Linked DNA regions of Homo sapiens: regions 1 and 2 are each linked to region 3. A link is a contact called in ENCODE Hi-C or POLR2A ChIA-PET data. All regions are on one chromosome and are shown on one strand. Each heading gives the region's core, a stretch centred on a gene start or an enhancer-like site at or near the end of the contact. The rest is flanking DNA. Distances are from core to core; before and after follow the strand shown.

What was found. Hi-C counts contacts between places; a loop is a spot of excess contacts on that map. ChIA-PET counts read pairs that join two places held with the same protein, here RNA polymerase II (POLR2A). Pooled maps may share reads with other maps.
Region 1: a loop to region 3 is called in a pooled map, with 4 times the contacts of the local background. The contact joins two enhancer-like sites. A Hi-C loop is called at or near these places in 1 of 37 single-sample maps with no recorded cell type and 7 of 50 pooled maps. POLR2A ChIA-PET finds 5 or more read pairs at or near these places in 9 of 52 experiments (BJ, K562, OCI-LY7 and 5 more).
Region 2: a map of naive thymus-derived CD4-positive, alpha-beta T cell shows a loop between it and region 3 (2.0-fold over the local background). The contact joins two enhancer-like sites. A Hi-C loop is called at or near these places in 2 of 168 maps with a recorded cell type or tissue (naive thymus-derived CD4-positive, alpha-beta T cell and psoas muscle) and 8 of 50 pooled maps. POLR2A ChIA-PET finds 5 or more read pairs at or near these places in 3 of 52 experiments (B cell, H1 and activated T-cell).

What each region holds. Positions count from the first base shown.
Region 1 is chr12:117,121,801-117,126,240 of GRCh38, forward strand. All of the region lies in intron 2 of TESC-AS1 (TESC antisense RNA 1), which reads left to right. Among named protein-coding and RNA genes, the nearest start is that of TESC-AS1, 25 kb to the left of the region's middle. Within about 2 kb of position 2,951, at least 3 of the 41 ENCODE cell types and tissues checked have a DNase peak (open chromatin) inside an H3K27ac peak, as active enhancers do.
Region 2 is chr12:117,023,508-117,028,004 of GRCh38, forward strand. FBXW8 (F-box and WD repeat domain containing 8) reads left to right here. Exons shown (of 11, transcript NM_153348.3): 9 at 640-813; 10 at 3,887-3,997. Among named protein-coding and RNA genes, the nearest start is that of TESC, 74 kb to the right of the region's middle. RefSeq lists enhancers at 618-1,817, 1,137-1,672, 1,673-2,208. Within about 2 kb of position 2,129, at least 12 of the 41 ENCODE cell types and tissues checked have a DNase peak (open chromatin) inside an H3K27ac peak, as active enhancers do.
Region 3 is chr12:117,061,180-117,065,027 of GRCh38, forward strand. All of the region lies in intron 2 of TESC (tescalcin), which reads right to left. Among named protein-coding and RNA genes, the nearest start is that of TESC, 36 kb to the right of the region's middle. RefSeq lists enhancers at 1,234-2,010, 2,011-2,787. Within about 2 kb of position 2,197, at least 13 of the 41 ENCODE cell types and tissues checked have a DNase peak (open chromatin) inside an H3K27ac peak, as active enhancers do.

The sequences.
Region 1 (4,440 bases), core at 1,701-4,200, 61 kb after region 3:
TTCTGTCATCAGACCCAGGGAATCTGGACTTTGAGAGTACTGCCCCACATGGAGGGAGAAAGGGCCTTGATATCTGCCATCAGCACAGTGACTATAATTAGGGCTCAGCTGAGGTCCTTGAAAAAAATCCATTCTTCCTTCCTGGCCAAGTAGCAATTTGCAGCGTTGTGTACTTGGTGGGCACCGCCAAGTTTCTCAGGATGGCACAGTGTATTCCTTAGTCAGAATCTTTAACCCCAGAAGGTTTAGCATTAAGTACAGAAAGGATGAAGTAATGCAAAGTCATAGCTTCCTTTTTTTTTTTTTTTTGGTCCTGTATTATATTGAAAAGTAATCTACGTATATTGGTATACTTTTCTATTTTAAGGGTTTGAAATGTTTAAGAGAATTTGGCATCGTCTAACAGAAAGGCCTTGTGATTCCAATTTCAAATGAATTGAGTAATCAGTTATGGCCAGATATTTTTGTAAATTGTGGTAAAATATACATAACATAAAACTGACCATCTTAACCATTTTCAAGTGTGCAGTTCGGTGGTAGTAAGTATATTCACATTGTTGTGTCAGCCAGATTTTAAGCTGGAAGTTATATGAGAACTTAATATTAAGTTTGTAAACAGAACACTACTCTTTAAGAGAACTTAAAATTTGCATATTTAAAGTTCAATTTATTAGATGTATAAAAATTCATAATGAAGTACTTAGGAAGGTTCTGAAAAGTGCTTAAGAAGAAATCAAATATATTAAATTCATTAGTATACTTAAAGTATTTAAGGGAATTTATTGAAGTGGCTTTAAAAAACCCTTTAAAAGGCTGGGCACGGTGGCTCATGCCTGGAATCCCAGCACTTTGGGAGGCCAAGGCGGGCGGATCACGAGGTCAGGAGATCGAGACCATCCTGGCTAACACGGTGAAACCCCGTCTCTACTAAAAATACAAAAAATTAGCCAGGTGTGGTGGCGGGCACCTGTAGTCCCAGCTACTCGGGAGGCTGAGGCAGGAGAATGGTGTGAACCCAGGAGGCGGAGCTTGCAGTGAGCCAAGATCACGCCACTGCATTCCAGCCTGGACGACAGAGTGAGACTCCATCTCAAAAATAAAATAAAAAATAAATAAATACATATTTTTAAAAAACTATAAAGTATCCCCTGAATAATCTTTCACAAAAGGCTTTGAGAGCTGAATGTGGTGGTGCTCACCTGTAGTCCCGGCTACTCCTGAAACTGAGGCAGGAGGATCATCTGAGCCCAGGAGGCCACCCTGGGCAACATAGTGTCCCTGTCATCAGATCCAGGGAATCCGGGCTTTGAGAATACCACCCTACGTGGAGGGGAAAGGGGCCTTGAAATCTCACTATAATTAGGGTTTACAATCTCACTATAATCTCATCAGCACTGTAGTTGGTTTTTTTAAATTTTTTTTTAAAAATGGAAAGCCATTAAGGCCACCAGTACCCCATGCTGACAAATCAAACCATTTGTATATAAAATACCTCATGACTGAGTGGTTCCCAGACTTGAGTGTGTCTCTCAGAAGCCCTTGGAGGACTTATTAAAATACATGTCACTGAGCTCCAGCACCGGAGCTTCTGATTCAGTGGGGCTGGGTTCAGAAATCTGCATTCCTGACGAGTTCTCAGGTGATTGCAGTTGGTCTAGGAAGAGACTTTGAGAAGCACTGTGCTAAACGCAGAGAGGTAGTGTGTTCCCACCATCATTCTCCGTTATCTGAGCTGCCTTTCTTTGGGCCTTGATTCCCCTATCTCTAACGTGAGAATAACATAGTAGCACTTACCCTGCGGGGCTGCTGGGAGGATGAGAGATATATATGTGAAGTGCCTGGCACGTGCTGGGCTCACTGTGTGTGGTAAATATGTGATATGGTTTGGCTGTGTCCCCACCAAAATCTCACCTTGAATTGCAATAATCCTTGTGTCGAGTGCAGGGCTGGGTGGAGATAATTGAATCATGAAGGCAGTTCCCCCACACTGCTCTCGTGATAGTGAATAAGTCTCATGAGATCTGATGGTTTTATAAATGGGAGTTCCCCTGCACAAGCTCTCTTTCCTGCTGCCATGTAAGACGTCCCTTTGCTCTTCCTTCATCTTCCACCATGATTGTGAGGCCTCCCTAGCCATATGGAACTGTGAGTCTATTAAACCTCTTTCCAAGTTACCCGGTCTCAGGTATGTCTTTATTAGCAGCATGAAACGGACTAATACAATATGACTCCATTACCGTTACATGCCCAACATGGCTACATAGCCTGGGTGTCTTTTATATGTTCCATGCACCTAGCATACTGCTATGCACTTGGTAGGAGCTCAAAAAATATGAATGTAGGTAGAGTGAGTTCCAGGCAAAGGAAACAGCCTGTGCAATGGCCCAGAGGCAGGAGGGTGTAGGGAAGTCAGGGAGCCTCTAACTTGTGGCAGAGGCAGAGTCTGTGTGCAGGAGGGTAATACACTGTGCTTAAAAGTTTGGACTTTGTTCTAAGGGCAACAGGAAGCCATCAAGCAAGGGAGTCATTCCAAGAGATACAGATTTTAGAAAAACCAGGTAGGAGGCAGGTGAACTTGCCAAGGCAAGAGACAGTGGTGGCTTGGACCAGGGTGGTGGCAGTGGGGAGGCACAGAGGTCCAGTGTGGTCCCTAGAGCAGGACAAGGTGATGGATGAACCTTGAAGGGTGAGAGAAGGGGTGAGCCCCAGGGCTCATTTTGATGAACGAGAAAGAGTTTTATCTGCATTCAGGAACTCAACGGACTCCCTTAGGGCATTTGCCAGAGTGTGAGGCCAAATAACTGATTTCCTTCCTAAGACCCTGCCAGTCTACTCAGTGAGTCAACCTCCTCCGGTGTTAGAAACAGCCACCAATGTAGAAATGGCAAGTTGCTCGCAACCTGGATGGTTCTAGGCCTACGTGGGCATAGCTGGTCCTGATCCATGGGCAGCAGGAGGAGAGTCCAGGTTTGGTCTACAAACAATAGCCCCAAGGCAGTATTTCTGAAGCCATGGCCCCTCTCCCAGCCTGCTGTGTTCTTGTGGATTGCTGGCACATTCCACCAAGGCAGTAAGGCATGGCCAAACACCTCATATCCCATCCTGAACCCCCACACCTCACTGGGCCACCAAGAGGCAGGGGCATTTTAATTTAAAATGAAAGGACAGCAGACCATCTCCAGGCAAACCAGTGGGCTCCAGACAGATACGAGGCTTCTGAAGCAGGGAGAGGGAAGTGAATCTTGAAAAGAATAGATCAAGGGGTTGGGAGGGGAGACACATCTCCCCCAGCCTTTGATCTGTGCAGCCCAGCAATGACAGAAGTAGTAACACAAGCTGGGAACACATTTTGCTTTCGTATGACTCACTCAAGAAAGGAAAATGGAAAATTACCACTCTCCTCTCTCTCTTTCCCAAATAGGAACAGGTGCTCTTCCTTGGTGGGGAAGAGCCTAGGTGTGCGACCTGCTGGCAGGATACCTGGGCCATCTCGTGCAGCCACTGGCTCCTTCCTCGCTCTCTTGGTGCTCCCTGTTCAACAGAGGCTTTTCCAGGCAGGGTGCAAACAGCCAGAGCTTAATGAGCTTTTAAGATTAGAGATGCTATTCGCCTGGGGTTGCTGTGCAGCCGAGACTGAGGGTGACTCATGCCGAATATATACTGCCTAGACAGTGACAATTCGCAGCATCTCTCACTACTAAACTACAAAATGTTGTTCCCTTGCTCTCCCTCACCCTGGGCCATCTGTTTGTCTCTATTACTGGTTACACAGTACTGTCAGGGGACTTCTGCCCCCTCCTACATGGCTCACTTCAGGGCTGCCACTCCACACATTACAAACCTACACATCTAAGACCCGGAACCAGCCCTTCTGTTCAGCAGCAACATGTCCACCCCCAGCTCCAAGCTGGGGAGCGAATTAAAGTGATTAACAAATGGTAAATGGTGCTCAACGATTTCAATGAGTAATTAAGAGAAAGAAATGGAAGACCCAGCTGCAGAGGAAATATTAGGTATTGATATATGACATTGTTATAAACTGTCACGACTGTCACCTGTCACGTCACCTGTCAGTCATGTCACATGTCACTGTCACCTGTTGTCTGTCACTGCCACCTGTTGCATGTCACCTATTACCTGAACCATCACCTGTTGTCACGTCACTGTCATGTCGCCTATCATGTCACATCACTCATCTGTCCTGACACCTGTCACCTGTCACATCACTAACGTCACGGGTCATTTGCATGTCCTTGGCATGCAACAAACATATCATGTCATTGGTATGTCACGTCATTGGCATGGCCATGTAGTAAGCACATCTTTAACATGTAAAAAGCAGGCCATCAGCATGCTTTTGCCATGGCTTCAACACATAAGCATGCCACATGTTCCTGACATGTAAGAGACATCCTTATTATGTAAGGGGTATGTCCTTAG
Region 2 (4,497 bases), core at 879-3,378, 38 kb before region 3:
ACATAAAAAGTAGTTTTTAAAGAGGTTCTTAAAGAAATGGGGATTATTATAAGGCAAGTAATTATTTCAATAAGTGACTGCCCAGGGTACACACACCCTTATCCCCGCTCTGCTGTGCTTATCAAGGATAAAGGCTTTCCCTTTCTCAGTTCCAGCAAGACAGCAATGAACTTACAAAGTCAAGTGAAATACCCAAAAAGTGTTCTTTTCCTAACCGGGTCCTCACCCGGTTAGGATCTGGGGTGTCTGGCTTTGTAGCTCTTGCCTTTAACAGGTTATTTTACCAACAGCAAAATTACTGTGCTGGGCAGTACACCTACTGCTGGGACAGGCGTCTCAGGCCAACCTGCGCATGCAGTCATGCAGGTGGCTTTTCCCTGTTAAGCAGGTAAAGTGGGCAGCCACTGTCCTTGGCCTGCGTCTTTCTTGCTCCATGTGCTTTTAAACCATTCAGATGAGACCGTGTGGGTCCTCCCTGACAGTCTGTGCTTGATGTCCTTATTATCGATGTTTGTTTGCAGCTGAGGAGTTTTTCATAGCAGTGTTGTGCATAGACCAGCACCGTGGAGGGGGAGTTTGTCATTTGAAGCTTTGACTCTAACCCCATTTCCCTTCTCTGCTCTTCCTGGGCCTGTCCAGGGTGAGGATCCACGACCTCCGCAGTGGTAACATCGCCCTGTCGCTCTCCGCCCATCAGCTCAGGGTCTCTGCTGTGCAGATGGATGACTGGAAGATCGTCAGTGGAGGCGAGGAAGGCCTGGTGTCCGTGTGGGATTATCGGATGAACCAGAAGCTGTGGGAGGTGTATTCCGGGTAAGGTGCATTCTAGACACTCTTGGGAGTTCCTAGTAGGAACAGGGAAGGCAGCACTAATCAGCCTGCACCAGGCACGGTGCTAAATGCCCCCTACCCCCCGGCTTCGCCAGGTGAATCCTTACTGTGACCCTAGGAGCCAGCTGCTGTCCCAGCACCGCTCTGCAGAGGAGGAAACAGGCTTGGAAATGGCGCTGGTCAGTGGGGATGCAGTTCCTGTCTCTGACATCATTCAGATCGCCACAATTCCTACATTAGCCAGGCCCAGCTTTCTCTAAGAATGAAACTACTTTTTTGCAAGTGCTATTCTGATTATTTTAGGATTTCTCCATCTTAATAAACAGAAAAGGGAACTCAAAAACATAGGAAGCTCGCTGGGCTAGACCAGGATGTGACACCCCACCTGCCCACAGGTGGAAGGCAGGGCTGGCCCAGCTGCTGTCCTCCACTCGAGTCCGTCATGTGTAACCATGGTTCTGCCCGTTGCTTAGACTTTCCTCATGCTGTTTACAGAGAAGAGCACTTAGGACTGAAGGGGTTCAGGCTCCAACGAAGGAGGAATTTGTCATTTCCACCTTTAACACCACTATTCAAAATATAAATAAATACTATCCTAAGCACAGGCTGATGGCGTCACAGAGGTAGGTAGGTTTACGCCAGTGGCACCTAACTGGTTAAGACATTTCCAGTGAGCCTGCTTCTGACCTTCAAAGCAGCAGCCCAGCCCAGGGCTGGCTCATCAGAGCTGACTTGAGCCCACCTGCCACCACCTCTACCTGGCCCTGCAGGCCTCGAACAGGAGACCCTGCGTTTGAGACAGGTGGGGAGAAAGGCAGCCGGCCCTCTCGCTTGCTGCCCTCAGCACCACTGTGAAGAGACATTCGGCCAGACACGTGGCTCACCTGTAATCCCAGCTACTCAGGAGACTGAGGAGCTCTCAAGGCCAGGGGTTTGAGGCTGCAGTGACTGTGTCACTGTACTCCAGCCTGGGTGACAGAATGAAACCCCATCTCTACAAAACCGAGATGATTCTGGGCCAGTGGCCTCTGAGCATGACAACATAGAAGAGCAGAAACAGGGCAAGGCCCTCCCACAGGAACTAAGATTTGTTCCCCACTTACCGCAAATCAAGGTAAACCGACCTCTGAGAACACAACCTCTGAGCAGCGACATGGTCTTTATGGAAGTGCAAGGTCAGCAATTTGACAGGTGTCTCCAAGAGGCGGCAGGGTTACATGCAGAATGGGCTTCTTCCTTGGAGGGCAGTGTTGGCAAACACTGTGGCCGGCACATTTTATCAGACAGAGCCCTGGGTACTGCCTGGCCCGCCCCCTCGCTGTGGCTGTGCCTGTTGAGGGCGCCTCGGCCCTTTTTCTGAATGGTGATGCACTGAATTGCCACCAGGTGGTGCCAAACGGCAACTAAAACTCCCGCACTGAAATTCCCGGAAGCATTGCCTTTGAGGAAAACCCTGGATCAGCCATCCAGGTCCTCAGGGATGGCTGCCAGCCCCCAACTCCAGTAGATCTCATTTTTCTCTCAGCAAAGCTTCACTCCCTGGGACAGGCCACTGAGATGAAGCCTAGCTAAGGAAGGCCTTCCCCAGAGGTGTGGCCCTGTCCCAGCACTGCCTCTGTCCCTGTGCGGTCCAGGCTTGTCCCCCACGTGGTCACTGTTTTCACCAGCACAAGGCTGACAGACACATGGTCTCCTGCCCAGAACTCACTGACTTGCTCAAGGCCTCACCTGCAGTGCCTGCTGCCAGGCCCCAGTCTGGCTGTTGTTTGGTCACTGTCATGTACCTCCCGCTGTCCGCTTCAGTCTCTTCAGCCCAGGTCCTCGCCTGCCTGACAGGGTGCCGTCAGTCCTCCAGGCTGCAGGCCTCCACCAAGCCTGCCCTCCCTCCCCGGGTCTTTCTCATCCTCCAGGTCCCATGCCAGGTCCACCAACACTTTCCTTCAGTCCTCCAGGCTGCAGGCCTCCACCAAGCCTGCCCTCCCTCCCCGGGTCTTTCTCATCCTCCAGGTCCCATGCCAGGTCCACCAACACTTTCCTTCAGTCCTCCAGGCTGCAGGCCTCCACCAAGCCTGCCCTCCCTTCCCGGGTCTTTCTCATCCTCCAGGTCCCATGCCAGGTCCACCAACACTTTCCTTCTGTGGGTGTCCCAACCCCAGGGAGGCAGGGACTGCTTCCCAGCTTCCCTCACTTCCAAGAATCCTTTGCTTTAGTCAAGGAGAGCAGCCCTGGCCCAGCCCACACAGGCCTCGTCCCCTCCTGTGCACCCCTCCCAGCCCACAGCACCTCCTGCTCCTCCCAGCACTTAACTCTGGGTCACACATTCTTTGTAGCTTGTAACATCGCTCGTGCTACAGAAACAATGGTCATGTTTTCTGGGACTGCATCTTACCTTCTTCACTAGCTAGGGCTCTCCCTGGGCCAGGCATCCACCTGGATGAGACATCTTTTTAATCCAGTGTCTCCTAGCTCAGTGCCGTGACCACAGCCGGTACTGCATGAAAGTTTCAGAATGAACGCAAACCTCTGTTCAAGAGACTTGGAACCATTTTGTTCCAAGATTTTCCGAACGTGCTTTCACCACCCAGGGTACGTGTGTCATTGCAGCCCTATGAGCAGGATGTGGGGGGCACCTTCATGGATCAACAGTGAACGTGCCCCCAGTGCTCCATAGATGATGGAGAGCCTGGCTGGGAAAGCTCAAGGGACTTGCCCAGGGAGGCAGCGATGGGCCAGTCTCTGTTGCATGTGGCTGATTCGTCTGCAGTAGGGTGTGCCCTTTATGTCTGGAATGTACCAGGTTGTGGGGGCAGATGCCAGCATGCGTACGGGGCATGCAGACCTGTTTACAAAGTCATGCCCAAAGCGTGGCCTGCTCACCTGAGCTTCGGGAACTGAGGTGAGACACTGCTTCCATGGGGGCCCTGTTCCCTCTGTGAAAGAGAAGCTTAGCTTTATGGGTTCTAGAATCCCCTGCAGCTCTGAACTCCCAGGCCTGCGGCAGCAAGTGCAGGCCCAGTGGACGCCCCCTTACGAGCTCTCTCCCACTGCCTTCCAGGCACCCGGTGCAGCACATCTCATTCAGCAGCCACAGCCTCATCACGGCCAACGTGCCTTACCAGACGGTAATGCGAAACGCCGACCTGGACAGCTTCACTACTCACAGGAGGTTAGTGGTGGGGCCGGGCGAGTAAGAGACCATCTTAGTTTGACTGATGTATAGAACCCCACCCCCCCCGCCGTGACACATTGCACCCTATGGGCTATACCCTCAGGCAGGGCCCTGCCTTTCTGCGAATTGGAAACATAAACGTGGATGCTGACCTGTACTGAGCACCCAGCATCTGATGCAGGACAGCCCCGTGGGGCGAGTCCACGCTGTCGGCTGTACAGAGAGGGAGGGCAAGCCGTATGCTGAGGGGCCTGCTGTGGTTAGAATCCTGTCAGGGGCAAGGCCCGCCCTCTTGAGTCCTTGCCCTGTGACACTCACTGCGCCCATCGGACTTGTGCACCCCCACGTTGACCGCTAAGCCGGGGACTGTGAGTATCTGACGCTGTGTGCCCAGAGAACGCGTTTGTGAAGCTGAACCTCTATCTGGTCTCAGGCGAACGCCTCCTGCACAGACAGAAGCGGCTGGGGTGAGGGCCAGCGAGGCAGCCCTGACCTGT
Region 3 (3,848 bases), core at 947-3,446:
ACCACAGATGGCACCTTGCAGGATGGGGACCCTGTGATGTCCACAGCACCCCGTCCTCAGTGCCTTGCACTGCTGGGCTTGGCAAGGTGGTCAATAAATGGTTTGCTGAGCGAATAATGAAGCGAATAATGAAGATGGCTGCACGCAGGGCTTCCCTCTTTGTCTGGCCCATCCTGAGGCACTGCCCTTCCCCAGGTGCCTTCCCCAGGGCCCAGGTGTCCAGACCCTGGAAGGAGAGCAGACCCCAATGTCCCAGGAGAGAGGGAGGAGAGGTGGGGGAGAAACCACCTAGAAGAGCCTGACCCATGTGCCTGGAGAAGAAATTAACTCAACACAAGAGGCCTGTCCCCAACCAGCAGCAACAAGACATGCTTGACCTGCTAGGAATTGAGCTGGGGACACAGTGTCCCCAGGTGCTGGCTTCACAACCCCCAGTGGGTGTGTAAATGGCTCTGAAGCCCGCTGCCTCTGCTCTCTCTCTCTCTCTCCATAGGCACCTGCTACATCCACACCTGACTCTCACCTCCCCCTCACCACTGGTGCCTGACTCTTGGAGCCTCAGTTTCCTCATCTGTGAGATGGGTGCAGACCTAATCCTTCCCATATCAAAGGGGATGGTTCAGGGTCAAACACAAGGTGGGGAGAGGGGTGCTGGCCCAGGCTCTGCCCCTTACCAGGCACATGGTCTTGAGTAATCACAGCATGTCTTCAAGCCGTGATTTCTCATATGTAAAATGGGGATCATAGGAATATCCAGGTAACATGATGGGGCTAATGAGATGATCAAATGAGATAAATCCACATAAGATGCTGAGTAGGCTGCCTGACACAGGATGAGCTCTTAATTTTAAAATAATAACAGTAATAACGGCAGCAGCAGTAACAGTAATCGCTGCAGCAGTATTAATAGTAGTAATAATAATAATGTAACAGCAGCTAACCTACGTACCCTCAAAATGGAAGGAACTATTCTAAGAGCTTTACATTATTACATAGGGTTCACAACAACCCTATAAAGTAGGTACTTATGCCCATTTTATTTTCTTAATTTTTTTTTTTTGAGACGGAGTCTCACTCTGCCGCCCAGGCTGGAGCACAGTGGCGTGATCTCTGCTCACTGCAACCTCCACCTCCTGGGTTCAAGTGATTCTTGTACCTCAGCCACCCGAGTAGCTGGGATTACAGGTACCTGCCACCATGCCCAGCTAATTTTTGTATTTTTAGTAGAGATGGGGTTTCACCATGTTGGCCAGGCTGGTCTCGAACTCGTGACCTCAGGTGATCTGCCCTCCTCAGCCTCCCAAAGTGCTGGGATTACAGGTGTGAGCCACTGCACCCGGCCTGTGCCCATTTTAAAGATGAGGAAACTGAGGCAGAGAGATGAAGCCACTTCTCATTGTTAAGAATGATACTGGCGGACCCAGGCAGTGGCATGGTGGTTGGTGCCTGGCCTTCAGGGACTTTCCCTAAAACCTGCCAATGTCCCTTTTCAACAAGGAGAGCACCGGCCTTGAGTCCAGCGCTTAGGACAGGCTAACCTTTTCATTTCATCAGTTTCATGCTCCATCAATACTCGTGTCAGTTTTGTTTTCCTTCCTCCCTAGGTCCCCGCCGGGCTGGATGAACCGGCTTTTCTAAAGGTGTCGCAGCCCAGGCTGCAGCCATGGGAACAGGCTCTGCCTCACCTCAGAGCCCAGGGCTGACGGCAGGTCACTGCCCTCAGCCAGAGCTGATTCTCATGGCCAGTGGTGTTGCCCCAGTGACCATCAGGGGTAGCGGGGATTGCCCAGGAGGGCTCCAGGGCCACACACCTTCCAGGCCTCCTGCGGGAGAGCTTGAGCCCTCGGGGCTTCAGAATGTCCCCCTGGAGTCATGAAGGGCTCGCGTGACATCAAGCTGTGCTAAGCACTGCAACACTTAATCACCCCCACATAATCATGAGTGGCAACAATGATGATCCTATTTTACAGACCAGAACACAAGGCCCAGAGAGGCAAAGAGACTAAGCCCCAGTCACACAGCTAGAGTTGGCGCGGGACTCCAGCTCTGCCTCCAGGCTGGCTCGAACCATCTTGCGCTTCCTCACTCTCACCACTTCCTTCCTTCCAGTTGCGCATTTTTACGTTAAAGAGAGAAAGAGCGAGGCATCTGCTCTCACCCAGCCCCCAGCCCTCAGCCCAAGAGGCCCCATCTGGGACCCAGGAAGAGGGCAGGACAAGCGTCAGGCCAACAAGAAGGGAAGGACCAGGCTCAAAAAACCACCGAGGACTGTGCTGGGCTCTTCCTCAAGCCTCGTGGTGTGGGTTGGTTTCCGGTGGCTTTCGGAGCCCAGCTCAGTTGCAAAGTTCTCTCTAGGGGTACTGAGCATGGAGCTCCCCAACCCCCACCAACCACCACAAGGCTAACCGACCTCCAAGGTGAGGGTGCAGCCAGGCCCCAGATTCTCAGGCCGGAACTTCCACCGCTCCAGGGCTCCCTGCACTGAGGGAGGCCACTTTGCCGGGCTGCCTGCCCAATGTCCCTCTGAGTTCCCCTTCCTGCACTGCCTGCCCAGTGCCCCTCTGATTCCCCTTCCTGCACTCACTGTTCAGCATGTGGTGTCCCCCACAGTGGGGAAGCTGAGGCCCCATGGAGACTCTTCAAGGCAGAGACTGCATGTCACTCAGCACATGTCTTCCCAGTAGCCAAGATACTCAAAGTGTGGTTTCTGGGCCAGCAGCATCTGCATCACCTGGAGCTTATTAGAGATGCACCATCTCTCCCTACTCCAGACCTACTGAATCAAAACCTGCATTAATACAGTAGTGCATTCATGGCTCACTGCAGCCTTGAACTCCTGGGCTCAAGTGATCCTCCCTCCTCAGCCTCCTGAGCAGCTGGGACTACAGGTGTGTACCACCACACCCAATTTATTTTTGGTAAAGACAGGGTCTCACTATATTTCCCAAGCTAGTCCTGAACGCCTGGGCTCAAGTGATCCTCCCGCCTTGGCCTCCCAAAGTGCTGGCATTACAGAACCTGCATTTTAACGCAGTCCCCAGGGCATTCACGTACACATGAATGCGTGAGAACTGCTGGCCTCTTAATCTCTCAATGTTTCAAAGCACCTGGAATTGTGCAAATGTGCTAGGCAATTCTCCTATCCACATTTTTGCACAGAAGATTCTGGCAAGAAAGGCCTGGTCCTTTTTGCTCCTGGCAAATGCCTCTTTGAAAAGCTGGACAACGTCGCCAAGACCACTCCCCCAGGCAAACACCTTCTCATCCCTGTCCCTGCCCCATGTCAGTCCCCCACTTTCCCCAACACCTGGAATTGACTTCTTACAGTGAAAGCAACTCAGCGACAAGCATTCGAGCCCCTTCAAGGAGCCAGGCACTGTTCTAGGTGCCAGCTGCAGAGGTAAAGACAGACACGATCCCTTACGGGGAATCTAGGAGAGCACAAAAAAGATGGGAAATAGAGTATCTCAGGGAGTGATGAGTACTTTGCAGAGAAATTCAGCAGAGAAAGGGAGGGGACCACAGGAGACCGGTACAAGTTTAAATGAGGTTGACCACAGAAAGGCCACAGGGAAAAAAGTGACATTTGAGCAGAGACCTGAAGGAGGGGAGGTTCTCCACTCCCATGTGTCCAGCTGGTGGGGAGGGTGCTACCAGCATCTAGTGGGTGGAGGCCAGGGATGCTGCTCAGCACCCCACAGTGCCCAGGACAACCCCCAGTGAAGAATCATCCAGCCCCAGAGCCCAGGCTCAAAAACCCTGCTCTAGGGGAAAAGCATTCTAAGAAGAAGGAACAGCATGAGCTAGAGCCCTGGGGTGGGGAACAAAGAATGTTCATGTAACTTGGG